2 separate regions of the Homo sapiens genome follow, and region 1 is linked to region 2. A link is a contact called in ENCODE Hi-C data. All regions are on one chromosome and are shown on one strand. The core of a region is the stretch at or near the end of the contact, and the rest is flanking DNA. Distances in the headings are between cores, read along the strand shown.

Evidence for each region. A loop is a pair of places that touch in the nucleus more often than their neighbours do. Pooled maps may share reads with other maps.
Region 1: a map of OCI-LY7 shows a loop between it and region 2 (4-fold over the local background). The contact joins two enhancer-like sites. A Hi-C loop is called at or near these places in 1 of 168 maps with a recorded cell type or tissue (OCI-LY7), 5 of 37 single-sample maps with no recorded cell type and 6 of 50 pooled maps.

Annotation. Positions count from the first base shown.
Region 1 is chr16:49,573,241-49,578,816 of GRCh38, forward strand. All of the region lies in intron 5 of ZNF423 (zinc finger protein 423), which reads right to left. Among named protein-coding and RNA genes, the nearest start is that of LINC02179, 110 kb to the left of the region's middle. Within about 2 kb of position 2,236, at least 9 of the 41 ENCODE cell types and tissues checked have a DNase peak (open chromatin) inside an H3K27ac peak, as active enhancers do; they include OCI-LY7, where a contact is called at or near this core.
Region 2 is chr16:49,439,547-49,445,434 of GRCh38, forward strand. The region is part of intron 2 of LOC105371244 (a long non-coding RNA gene); the gene reads right to left. Among named protein-coding and RNA genes, the nearest start is that of LINC02179, 24 kb to the right of the region's middle. RefSeq lists enhancers at 1,728-2,675, 1,931-2,210, 3,732-4,233. Within about 2 kb of position 1,970, at least 8 of the 41 ENCODE cell types and tissues checked have a DNase peak (open chromatin) inside an H3K27ac peak, as active enhancers do; they include OCI-LY7, where a contact is called at or near this core.

The DNA.
Region 1 (5,576 bases), core at 986-3,485, 130 kb after region 2:
AGAACATGTCTAGAGGATGCTGGGAGACTCCAGGCCAGTGAATATATTCTGGGTTTATAAACCATGGGGTATCTCCTTGGCTTACCTAATCACTTCCAATTGAAACCTCTTCTCTCCCAGCTCCATTGTCTTACTCCATTTTCTGTTGCTATAACAGAATGCCACAGACAAGTAATTTATCAAGAAAATAAGTTTATTTAGCTCATGATTCTGGAGGCTGCAAAGTCCAAGAGCACAGAGACGACATCTGGAGAGAGCCTCCTTGCTATGTTGTAATGTGGCACAGGGCATCACATGGCAAGAGGACAAGTGTGTGCCTGTCTACTCAGGTCTCTCCTCTTCTGGTAAAGCCACCAGTTCCATCATCTGGGCCTACCCTGATGACATTATCTAATCCTAATTACCTCCCAAAGGCCCCACCTCCAAATGACTCAACATACGGATTTTGGGATTAAATCTCCAACACATGAAATTTGGGGGACACATTCAAACCATTGCATCCATCCTCTGCATTCAGAAAGATAGTCCAACAGAAAGATCTGGAATCAAGAGACCCAGCTGATTACCAATTCCAGTTTTGCTCTGATGTGCTGAATGACCTTAGACAAGCCCCTTCCCCTCTCTGGGCTTCTCTTTGCTATCCAGTTCAATGAAGGAATAGGACTAGATCAGGGATGCGTACATGTGGTGAGCCTGCTGATCATCCCCACGCCTTCATCCATACCTCACAGCAAGCCGTACCAATCTCTAAGGAATCACTGCACGGCTGAGCCCCATTTGCCAGGTGATCTTTAAGGAAAGTGGTTCTCAAACTTTAGTGAATCAGAATCAGCTGGAGAGTCTTTTAAAACAAAGATTACAGGCTGGGTGCAATGGTTCACACCTGTAATCCCAGCTCTTTGGGAGGCTGAGGCGGGAGGACTGCTTGAGGTCAGGAGTTCAAGACCAGCCTGGGCCACATAGTGGGACCCGCTGTCTACACAAAATTTTAAAAATTAGCCATGCATGGTGGTACATGCCTGTGGTCCCAGCTAATCAGGAAGCTGAGGCACGAGGATCACTTGAGCCAGGAGTTTGAGGCTGCAGTGAGCTATGATAGCACCACAGCACTCCAGTGACAGAGCAAGATCCTGTCTCTAAAAAGACAAAACACTGATTGCCAGTCCTCACCCAGAGTTTCTGATTCAGCAGTTGTATGTGGGGCTGGGAATTTGCATTTCTAGCAAGCTCTCAGGTGATGCTGCTGCTGATGCTGATGCTGCTGGTCCTTGGACTCTACTTGGAGAACCACTGATCTAGTGACCCCTGCTCTGAGAGTCTTGGTGAAACCTAGTAGGTATCCCCATGTGGGGGACAGCTTGCCATACCTAAGACTGGAAGCCTGCTGGAGCCACTGTTGCCTCCTGTCATTCAAAGGCATCCTTGAACCCAATGACAGGGGCACTCTCCGCCTACAGCCAGCTGCACTCCAGGTCGTGCATCCCACCTCGCCCTGCCCTGCTCCCTCCTGCTTTCCCTCTCTCCTGGAGCCTGGGAGAGCACCAGGCCTTCTGCTGCCTGTGTGCTGCCTGCCCCTGCTGCCCTCAGAACAGCTGTGGGCTTAATTATCAAAATAACATTTTAATAGTCTCATAACTGAACTCCCTTCAAAACATGCCAGCGGAGGAGGTGGGAAGGATTCTTTTTAGCACCTCTTCCCACCCGACTTGCTAATCGGAGGCATTTAAACTGCTAGAAGGCCCAGATGCCCGGCCCTGCCCATGGAGCCCCTCCTGCCACCACCAAGGATGCAGCTTCCACAGGCGGATCGAGGGGTCGGGCCCATACCAGACTGCCAGCCGGAACCAGGAGTCATTGCAGGAGCCACACTGCACCTTCGTAATGAGAAGAAAGTGGCTCATTCACGCGAACCCAGGCATCACTCAGGAAAGTGGATATGCTAAGAGAACTTAGGCAATTCATTTGCGATCACCAGGGGTTTCACTTGCTTTCAACACATTTTTTTTAGATTTAAAAAAAACTGCTATCACCAGCATTAACTCTGGCTCCCCGTCTCCCTGCCATTTCATGTAATAATTCCACGGGGAGTCCTGGCGGGTATTTAGCTCCTAATTTAAGCTCCACTAAACAAGCCCAACGCAAAACTAGCTTCTCAGATCAGCAGTTTCCCCTCCTACTTGCCGCAGCCCCTTCACTCTCTAGGTTCTTCAGGCCTCTAACATCACATCCGGCCAGCATTCACAACACCCGGGCTGTGAGCTAAGTGCAGAGCATGTGTTAGGAGTGGCTGCCCCAGTCCTCGTTCAGCAGCACAGGGAGATAGGCCCGACTGTGCCTAGGAGGAAATGAAACCAGGACAGGCCACATCCCCAAGCTGTATGGCTAGCAGTGGGTGGGGCTTCGACAGAGGCCAGGCTGGAGGGCACCGTGCTACCTCCGGCAGCATTTGCCCTGGGTGTCCCGACTTCCAAGCCAGCCCTTCTCAAACTTGACTGAGCATGCAAATCACCTGGAGCTCTTTTAAAAACACGGATTCTTGTTTGGCAGGACCAGGTGAGGCCTGGCCTTTGGTACTTCTCGCACACTCTGAGACACTGCAGATGGTGTAGGTCACTGGCCCACACTTGGAGGAGCCTGAAGGAGGCACGGGCTGCCCTCCAGGGTGGTTAGATCAGAGACTGAGTGCAGGCTGGGAGAAGCAAAGGCCAAACTCTGTCTTAGGGTGGGGTCCTTTTTCTCCCCTGGCTCTCTCCTGATCACCCCAGATAGTGCTCCTGACTCCTGGGAGAGACAGAGGGGCAGGGCTATTTCAAAGGTCAGTGTTCTCATCTTACCCTGTTCATCCCGTTTCTCAAACTCCATACCCAGACATGGAACCAGAAGTTTCCTTTGCTCTCTGGAGGAAATTGCCAGAACCAGACAAATCCCTTTGGCCCTCATCATATTTCCTGCTGCCCGCATTGACCACTTACTGTATACCAAGATAGACACTGGGAACACTGGGAACAGCAACCGTGGCTGTGGTCCCTGTGCTCAGGCAGCTGACTGGGGTGCCTGGCCAGCTGCTGTCCAAGGGAGCTCATGGTGCCAGGTGAACTCGTGGTGGGGGCAGGGGCAGAGGCAGGGGTGCAGGCAAGAGCAGTAGCTGGGCTGGGCACTGCCAGGTGCCCTGAACCTTGACAGAGTCAAGTCTATTGAGTGTTAGCCCCAATGCAACTACATTCACTACCAATAAAAACGGAGGCCACCATGCCACTCGTGGACACTACCTGGAGGCAGGCACTCTTTCACAGACTTGTAGACTCAGGCCACTGCAGTCCGTAGCTCAAGGCCAACCCTTAGCAAATTGGCCCCTACCCATCAGAAAACTGGTCCTGTTGGAAAACCCCCAGAGCCCAACTCTCTGCTGCCCACACAGTCTGCCCCAGTAGAGTTCAGAGCCCTGAATTCAAGTCCTACCTTTGACTTTCCAGTTGCTGTGACCTTGGGCAAATTAGTTTTCTTCTCTGAGCTGAATTTTTTCCATTGGCACTGGGTGTGATTCCCAGGGTCTAGCCCAGAGCAGATACTGTATGATAAGGAATAGATGCGCATATATTCTTTATTATATGTAGTCTTTGAAGTGAAAGGCCTTTACCTTTTTAAAAATGTAGTTTAATACTATTCAATGAAGCAAGTGATTACTAAACATTTACCAAATCCAGAATTTGGGGGCCAGAAACAGAGGGCACAGATGAGAAGACAGGCAAGTCCCTGTTCTCAAAAGAATCTGGAAATAACTGAGATGTGCCAAATGGATGTGACAACATTAAAGACAACCCGGGCAGACAATGAGGCAGTAAGGTTGGGTGTCCAACCACCCAGGGCAGACAATGGAAGACCTGGGGTCAGGCCAGCTGGCGTGGGGGGGTGGGGTCCCTGCAGGAGCGGTGCTGTGAGCCAAGTCTCCAAGAATGGGAAAGAGTTGTAGGAAAAGAAATCAACCACCACAGCCATAATAATGTCAAACATTTATGTACTCATTGCTACTCCATGTCAACACTGATCTATGCACTCTACATACTTAGCTTATGTAATTCTCACTAGCACATAAGGAGAGGGTACCGTTATCATCACCGTTTTACTGAGGAGAAAGCAGGCACAGTGAGGTTACATGACTTGCCTAGTTGCCCAGAGAGCAGAGTGCAGAACTGAGGCTCACACCCAGACAGACGCCAGGGCCCCATGTCCAGCAAGGCCCAGCGACCAGCCAGGAGCCAGCATCTCCACAAACAGAGAAAAGGAGGGCTGGGACATCCCTCCAAGCAGGGTCAAAAGAGAAGGGAAATGTGGTGCAAGACTTGGAAGGTAAGGCAGGCAGTCCAGCAGCCGCTCAACTTGCAGCAGGTAAGTGCAGGAGGAGAGCAAGGCCAGGAGGTGACTTAAGGCCTGCAGGAAACCTTGTTGGCAGCCACAGGCAGTGCCGACCCTCCTCACTCATGGAGAGAAGGATTTCCCCACGCCCCACTGATGGCACAAGAGGGAGACCTCCACTGTAGAAGCAGCTTCTGTCCTCCTTCCACCATGCAGGTGCAAGAGGCCTCTCCAGGACATAACAGCCTCTGTAGTTCCTATTTGCCAGCGATAGAGACCCGGCTCCCAGCCACCCTGGACCAGGCTGCCTCTGAAACTCTGCACTCACATTGCAGTAAAGGCCAGTGCCTGCTTGACCTAGACACATGGCAGGCACACACTGTGGGCAGGTGGAAGAAGGCGGCAGGGGGTGAATGTCCAGCACCTGCATTTGGAAGAAAGGCAGGATCAACAGAGCCTAGAGCCACAGTATTCCAAGATCCTCATTTCTCTGGGCAGGGAGCTGGGCATGCCATTGTCCAAGGCTTTTGAAGCCACACAAATGGCACCAGTCCCAGTAAACATCCCCCAAGACAGGACGGGAATCTGAATCCTTGTCTGCAAATGGCCACCTGCCAGGGACCCCCTTCAGCAACAAGCTCCCTCTCCCAATCCCAGAGGTGGCCTCTGTCCAGCCTATCCATAGCAGCTGGAACAAGGCATCCCAGCCCCCTGGCTCCAGCGGGGGAAGGACTGCTTCCATTTGCTAAGGGTCTTCTTCATTTCCTTCACCTTCTCACAACTGCACTTTCTAAAACAGGATATTAAGGGAAGAGAAACCGAGGGCTTTGGGGTTTTTTAGCCTCTGCTCCAGGGAAAAACAGACACTCATCCCTGTCTGAAATTGCTTCACTCCGAGAGCTTGTGGGCCGCGGGAGCCTCCCGCCACAGATGAGCAGAAAACAGAGTTTGTTTCTCTATTTCCCAGCCCCCTCGCCTCTCGCCCTCTCCTTCTCTCTCCCACCTCTTCCTTTCTGCCTGGTGCATGGCTGGGAGCTGGGACCTTGTGGCTCCACACGGCTGCCTGGTGCCACGGAGCAGGGCATGGGCTCCCACAGTAGGCAGCCTGGAAGGGAGGGGGACCAGCAGAAACCCTGCCCACTTCCTCCCACACTCCCGAAACCCCTCCAAACCAGTCATCAAATAACCCTGGACGGAGGTAGACCCAAGGACCTTTTGTTCCC
Region 2 (5,888 bases), core at 720-3,219:
AGTGTGCCAGCACAGTCAGGTCTCCCAATATTTCCATGAAACCTAGGAATTCAGAACTTTATGTAAAAATCTCCTTATTTTAGAACAGTGGTAACTCACTAAAAATAGTGGTACACAAAACATGAATCGGTGCTGCCAGTTTGTGGCTTATGGGGTTAAGAAATGCTGATGGTACTCTGTCAGAGATTACAGCCCTGGGTTAGGAGGCCTCAGTTTCCACAGACTTCCAATGCCACCATGAGGGAGGGGGGCGGCCCAGCTAGGGAGCAAACCTGGGCAAGCACTCGAGCTCCTTAGAGTGGACACCGAGCTCTGCCCAAATCCCCAAAAGCCTCCTGGGAACAGCTGCTTAGGCATGCTGGTGGCTCTGCTCCTGGCTGAGCCCATCTCAGAGCCTTACCCTCAGCCAAGAGACACTTCACACACTGACACCCCCCACCCTGGGGTGGCCACATCTAATGGTCAATGTTGGGGGCCGGTAGAAAAGCCTGGATTCTTCACCCCAATTTGGAACATCTCTGAATGATCACAGCAGTGCCAGGGCTCCCAGGGGATCAACAGAGGCCTTTGCTATGACTGCATCACCGCCCATCTCCTTCTCTGCCCCATCCTGAGTCCCTCTCTCCCTACAGAGGCTGGTTCTGCATACAAATATCCACCCCAGAGCCTACCTCCCAGGACACCCAACGGTGACACCCTCTAAACCCTCATGTTCTCATGAGTCCTATGGAGAGATTCACCCACTTTACCATGCCTTTGAGAGTGTAAGGAGATGGCACAGGCAGGCAGCCTAGATGGGAGTGTGCCATGCGTGTGGGAGGTGCTCAGTGACTCCTTGCTGAACATCATGGACCGAGAGCTTAGAAGAAGGCAAGAAATATGTGGCGATAGTTCCTAACCACCTGGAGTTCACTCCCCTAAACCAGAGCTTCTCACCCTTGGCACTGTTGACATTCTGGGCCGGATAATTGTTTGTTGCAGGGCAGGAGGGGCCTGTCCTCTGGGCTACAGGGTGTTTAACAGCCTCTACCCACTAGATGCCAGTAGCAACCCCCAATTGTGAAAACCAAAAATGTTTCTAGACACTGCCAAATGTCCCCTGAGAAACAAAATTGCCCCTGGCTAAGCAGCGCTGCCCTAAATCATTAAAGTTCCCTGAGCCACCTCTGAGAGAGAGTCACGGTTTGGGGCCAAAAGTCAATCAGGGGCCCTTCCTAGGCCCCTCCACAGGGAACAGGGAATCTCAAGTAAGGCCAAGGGGAAACGTGAGAAACGTGGGGCAATGGCAACAGCCCACGCACGGGGGTGGGGACGCTGCTTCAAACCCCAGCCACGCATCCTGCAACCCGCACAGGCCGGTCCCCTTCTCCCAGCCTCAGCGTCCTGAGATGGGAAATGGAGACAGCAATTCCATTCCTTCGACCTGCCAGGGAAGTTTCCCCAAACAATGGCTTGGTGCGTGTGCGTGTGAGAGTGTTCTGACAGCAGTAAACGTACTGTGCAGAAGTACAATGGGGTTGGCTCCCACAAACAACCATCTTACCCAAATTCAGCTAAGTGAGTGCAGACAAAGAGAAGGAGAGAGAAATAGGCAGGCAGAGGCGCATTTATTGACCCTGTCACTGTTCCCTCATCCCCATCGCCCCAGGGACAGGGAAGGCACAGCTAAAATGCCCAAGAGACAAACAAACAAACAAAATAAGTGAAATTCTCAGAACCCATCAGGTCCTAATGATTCACAGGATTTTTGAAGGTAAATTTTACTACAGAAGATGTTGCTGTATTGGGCAATTATCCAAGCCTTGAGTAGGGATATGACTGAGTTTTGTTTTTTACTCCAAAAGCAGTGAATAAAAAGCATTTCAAAGAAAGTAATGCCAACTTGACAAACCCATTCCACCAGCAGTGGGCAGCAGAAACAGGAGGAAAAAGAAAGTTTGCCTCTGAAACACCTGGTAGATGTAGACCCGGGCCTCCGCCTCCTCTCCACTGCCCGCCCTCCATCCTGCCCTCCCCGGAACAGACGGAAGCAGCGAGATCCTGAAATAGCCTCGCTCTCAGCGGTGAGACAGGAAGCCACCAGCCCCAGGCCTGAAAGCCATCATGCAGTTGACACAGGGACCCCGCTGATGCCGCGTCATTTACCTTCGGGGGACTCGCAGCCGCCCCCGCAGCCTGGGTTGGCAGGCCGGTGGAGGTCGGCCAGAGGCGTGCTCCCTGGGGCCATCCCAGGGAAGGCCCAATGATCACTTGCTCCAGAGCAAGTGGCTTCTTCCCCACTACCCTTCTCTGAAACCCCACACTCTGGTTCTTCCATCCCAGACCCAGAGGCTTGATTTACCCCATAAACAGTGTGGGGTCTATAGATTCTTTTCGGGGGCCATTAAACATGCTTGAGATCTAAAAAGAAAAAAATAATAATAATTGTGACTGTAAAATACAAGAATAAAACTGAAAAATCAAAATTACTAACAAGTTCAAAACCACAATTCTAAAACCCTTTTCACTTTTTAAGCAAAATAATTGTACAAAACAATTGCATTCTATGTAAGCTGAGTCAATTTTTTTTAGTCTATTGTTGTAGTGTGGAAAAGGTTCTCACACAGATCTTCAGTTGACCCCCCCAAAAAACTTACTCCTTTCACCTCCTAGAGGTAACTTTCTCTTGTCTTCCTGTGTCTAAATGGGACGGTGAGACAGAAAATCTGCAAGTCCGTACAACACCTCTCTTCCTGAATCTGCAGGACAGTCTCTGAGACTCCAGGGCACAGCCACTGTAAAAGCCAGTCTTCTGGAGCTATAGAGAGTTTTAGCACAGATCTGAATTCCTGGATGCATCCAGGAGCTAATTCTAAACGTCTGTCCCCCCAGCCCAAGATGTCAGTCACCTGTTTCATCTCTGCAAGTTTAATGGAAGATGCCAGGCTAGGAGTTAGGGGTGGGGGTTCTTAGACAAGCCTGGCCCTCTTTCTTATAGAAAGCGGAAATGCCATCGTTCTGCTCCAATGTCACCACCAAAAGTAGAGAAAAACAGGACAGACTGAGAGGGCCATTTTCATTAAGAAATAAGAGCTAGAAATAGCACCTTTCACCTGGGTGAAAGAGATCCAGTTCTTTGTGGAAGAGAAAGCTATTCTCACTGATTTCAGATGCAAACAAAGCGTGCCTGTGTCTTCCATCTTGACATCCACTTCCCTCACTTCCCTGACCTACAAGCCCTAAGCTAGGTCCATCCCAGCCCTGCCACTCTGCCCCTTCTCTACTGCCCCTTCTCCTCCAGGAAATCACATGTGGTTGATGGAGGGCAAATGCCTGCCCACTACCTGCCGGGTCCCCCAGTTGGCAGAAATCTTTCTCCACAGTCGGTGGGCAGGGTTGTGTTTATTTTGCAATTAACAAAGAACAAAGGAAGTGGCAGGGCGCTTGGAGGTGGTGCTTCTGGCTTGCTTTTGGGGACCTGAATTCCTGCCTTGCTCTTGGCTCTGTCGGCTCTGGCTCCTGGGGTGGGAGGGGAGTCACTGCCCTCAATCATTTCACAGCAGTCTGTGTCTTTTTTGGCCAGGTCACTAGCTGCAGCAGATGGGCCCTTTACTTTAAAAGAAAAGCAAAGAGCAAAGCTCTGCCCAAATGGGGCCCAGGGCGTGCTCAGGTCTGAGGTGATGAGTAAAGGTATCCCCCTTTACTCATTGATTGTGTCATTGAGGGACCAGCGGACCAAGAAATTCCCTGCCATGCGAGTGTCGGAGAACAGCCCCTTTGTCACGCCCTCTTCAAAGCGTGACCCGTGTCCCCGTGCACTACATTGGGATGAGACAGACCCCTGCTAACAAAAACAGGGAGATTTGGGGGTGCTTAGGGGGTGTTGAGATAGCAGATAGGGCTCCAAGTTACCTACGGTAAACAAAGCAAATTATATTTACTTCCATGGGAGCCTGAGATTTTGACAGCAAAGAGAGACTTATGGTAGAGTTGTTGCTGCATTTATATTTAATAAATTTAAGAGAGAGATGAAATAGACTTTAGCAAGGCTAGTGAAATATTTATAAAAGCACACCGAAGCCGTGTAAGGGAGAGAGAGGGAAATAAAACAGCTCGCATGTGGGATCAAATCGAGCAAGCCAGCTTTTAACCTGACAGCTCCCTGTGCACTGCGGGCAAGAGAGCTGCCAATGGGCCACAGATGCACCACACCTGAGCTAGCCGGGAAGACAGGGAGGTGTAGGGAGGGGAGGACGGGGTGCAGACGGGTGTGTGTGCACAGGCACAGCCAGCTCCATGCAATCCAGGGCATCTGTCACACCTGTCCAGCTGCTCAGGTGCGCCTGGCACCTTACAATGCCAAGCAGAGCACATTCCCCCACCCCTGGCCTACATCCAGTTAAGCCTATGGTCTGGTAGGAACATATGGGGCTCCTGGAGTTGGGGGGCCTTAGACAGTGGGGGCTGAACACCCTGGGCTTCCATCTCTTAGGAGAGCCTGTCTGTCTTCAAGCCACTGTCCGAAAAAGGTCTAGTCTTGGGATGATGAGATTGAAGGGAAATGCATTAGATTTGTTAACTTGCAGATTTATAACATTTTTTAAATGCACAAGTACTACATATTCATAGTGGAAAGATAAAAAAGAAAAACAACAGATAAATTAACAAACATGCAAACCCCATCACCTATATGCTCAATCACTGTTGGCGTTTCCAGACTGGCTGCACATCTTTTATCAAGGGTGATTTTAATATTATGCAGGATCATTTCAGAGCAAGCTCTACTCACTACTGACATGTTACAGAATGTGCTGCTCTTTGTGCATCTCGTCCTTACCCTCAGATCAGGGCCTTTCTCTCTTTTCCTGTCCTGATCCAAAACTAAATTTATCTTGGAGACCCATCTCAGTCCTGTCTCTCCAAAAAGACACTCACAAGACTTGTGCTTCCCTCCCCGTTTGTTTCTCCCTCCCTGCAGCCCCCATGTCATCTTTTAAGTCACCATGTTCATTCTTAGACTGTCTTGCTTGTTGGCCGTGCTGTGTGTTGACCTTTCTTGTCTTCCTATCCTCATGGAAGTTCCTGCATGATCTTTTATTTCTCTCTCTGCTTTCATCGAACATCCCCAGTACAGCTTAGGCCCACTGTGGGCTCAAGACAACACCCAACACCGCCTATAAGCACATCTTCTGGCTTCTGTAGAGTGCCGTGAATGACTTCTGTCCTCCCTTAGGGATTGCGATGACACTTGTCCTCCCAAGTGGCTAGAGAACAGGGCCTGAAATGGGGAGGTGGGAGACAGGAAGAGAAGTGGAAAACTGCTTTGCAGAAATCCCTTTGCCAAAAGCCAATCTAGAAATTCAGTTCACCAAATGACTGGCTGACCAGGCTACTGTGGGGTATTTTGGAAAGTTTTTGTTCTCTCACCCCAGTCTCTGCCCCTACCTCTGCCGTTCTCATGCAAATACACAAGTTGTCCCAAAACTCTGCCTCTGCACCTGGCTTTTGGACTTACAGTGGCTCCAGAGGACTCTGCTGGATGGAGGCTAAGATGTGTGTCTGATAGTTCACTCAGCAAAGGGGACTCTGCTCAACAAGTTTTCTGCACATTGGCTTCGTGAATTGACCTAGTTCCCCTCCTGGGTTGGAGTGTTGACTCTTCTGTCTTCTCATCCTCATGGAAAAACCTGCATGGTCCTTTATTTCTCTTTCTCTCTCTCTCTCTCTCTCTCTCTCTGTCCCTCTCTCCCTCTTTTTTCCCTCTCTGAGGGAGGCTCGGGGGCCCATCTCCCTGGCCCCTAAGGCCTCCACCTCCAGCATCTGGCCTTGTGGACCTGGGATCCTGACACCTTCTCCTTCTTCCAGCTGACAGCCTCCTTTCTGCAGTCCCTGAGCCCTGACATACAGGA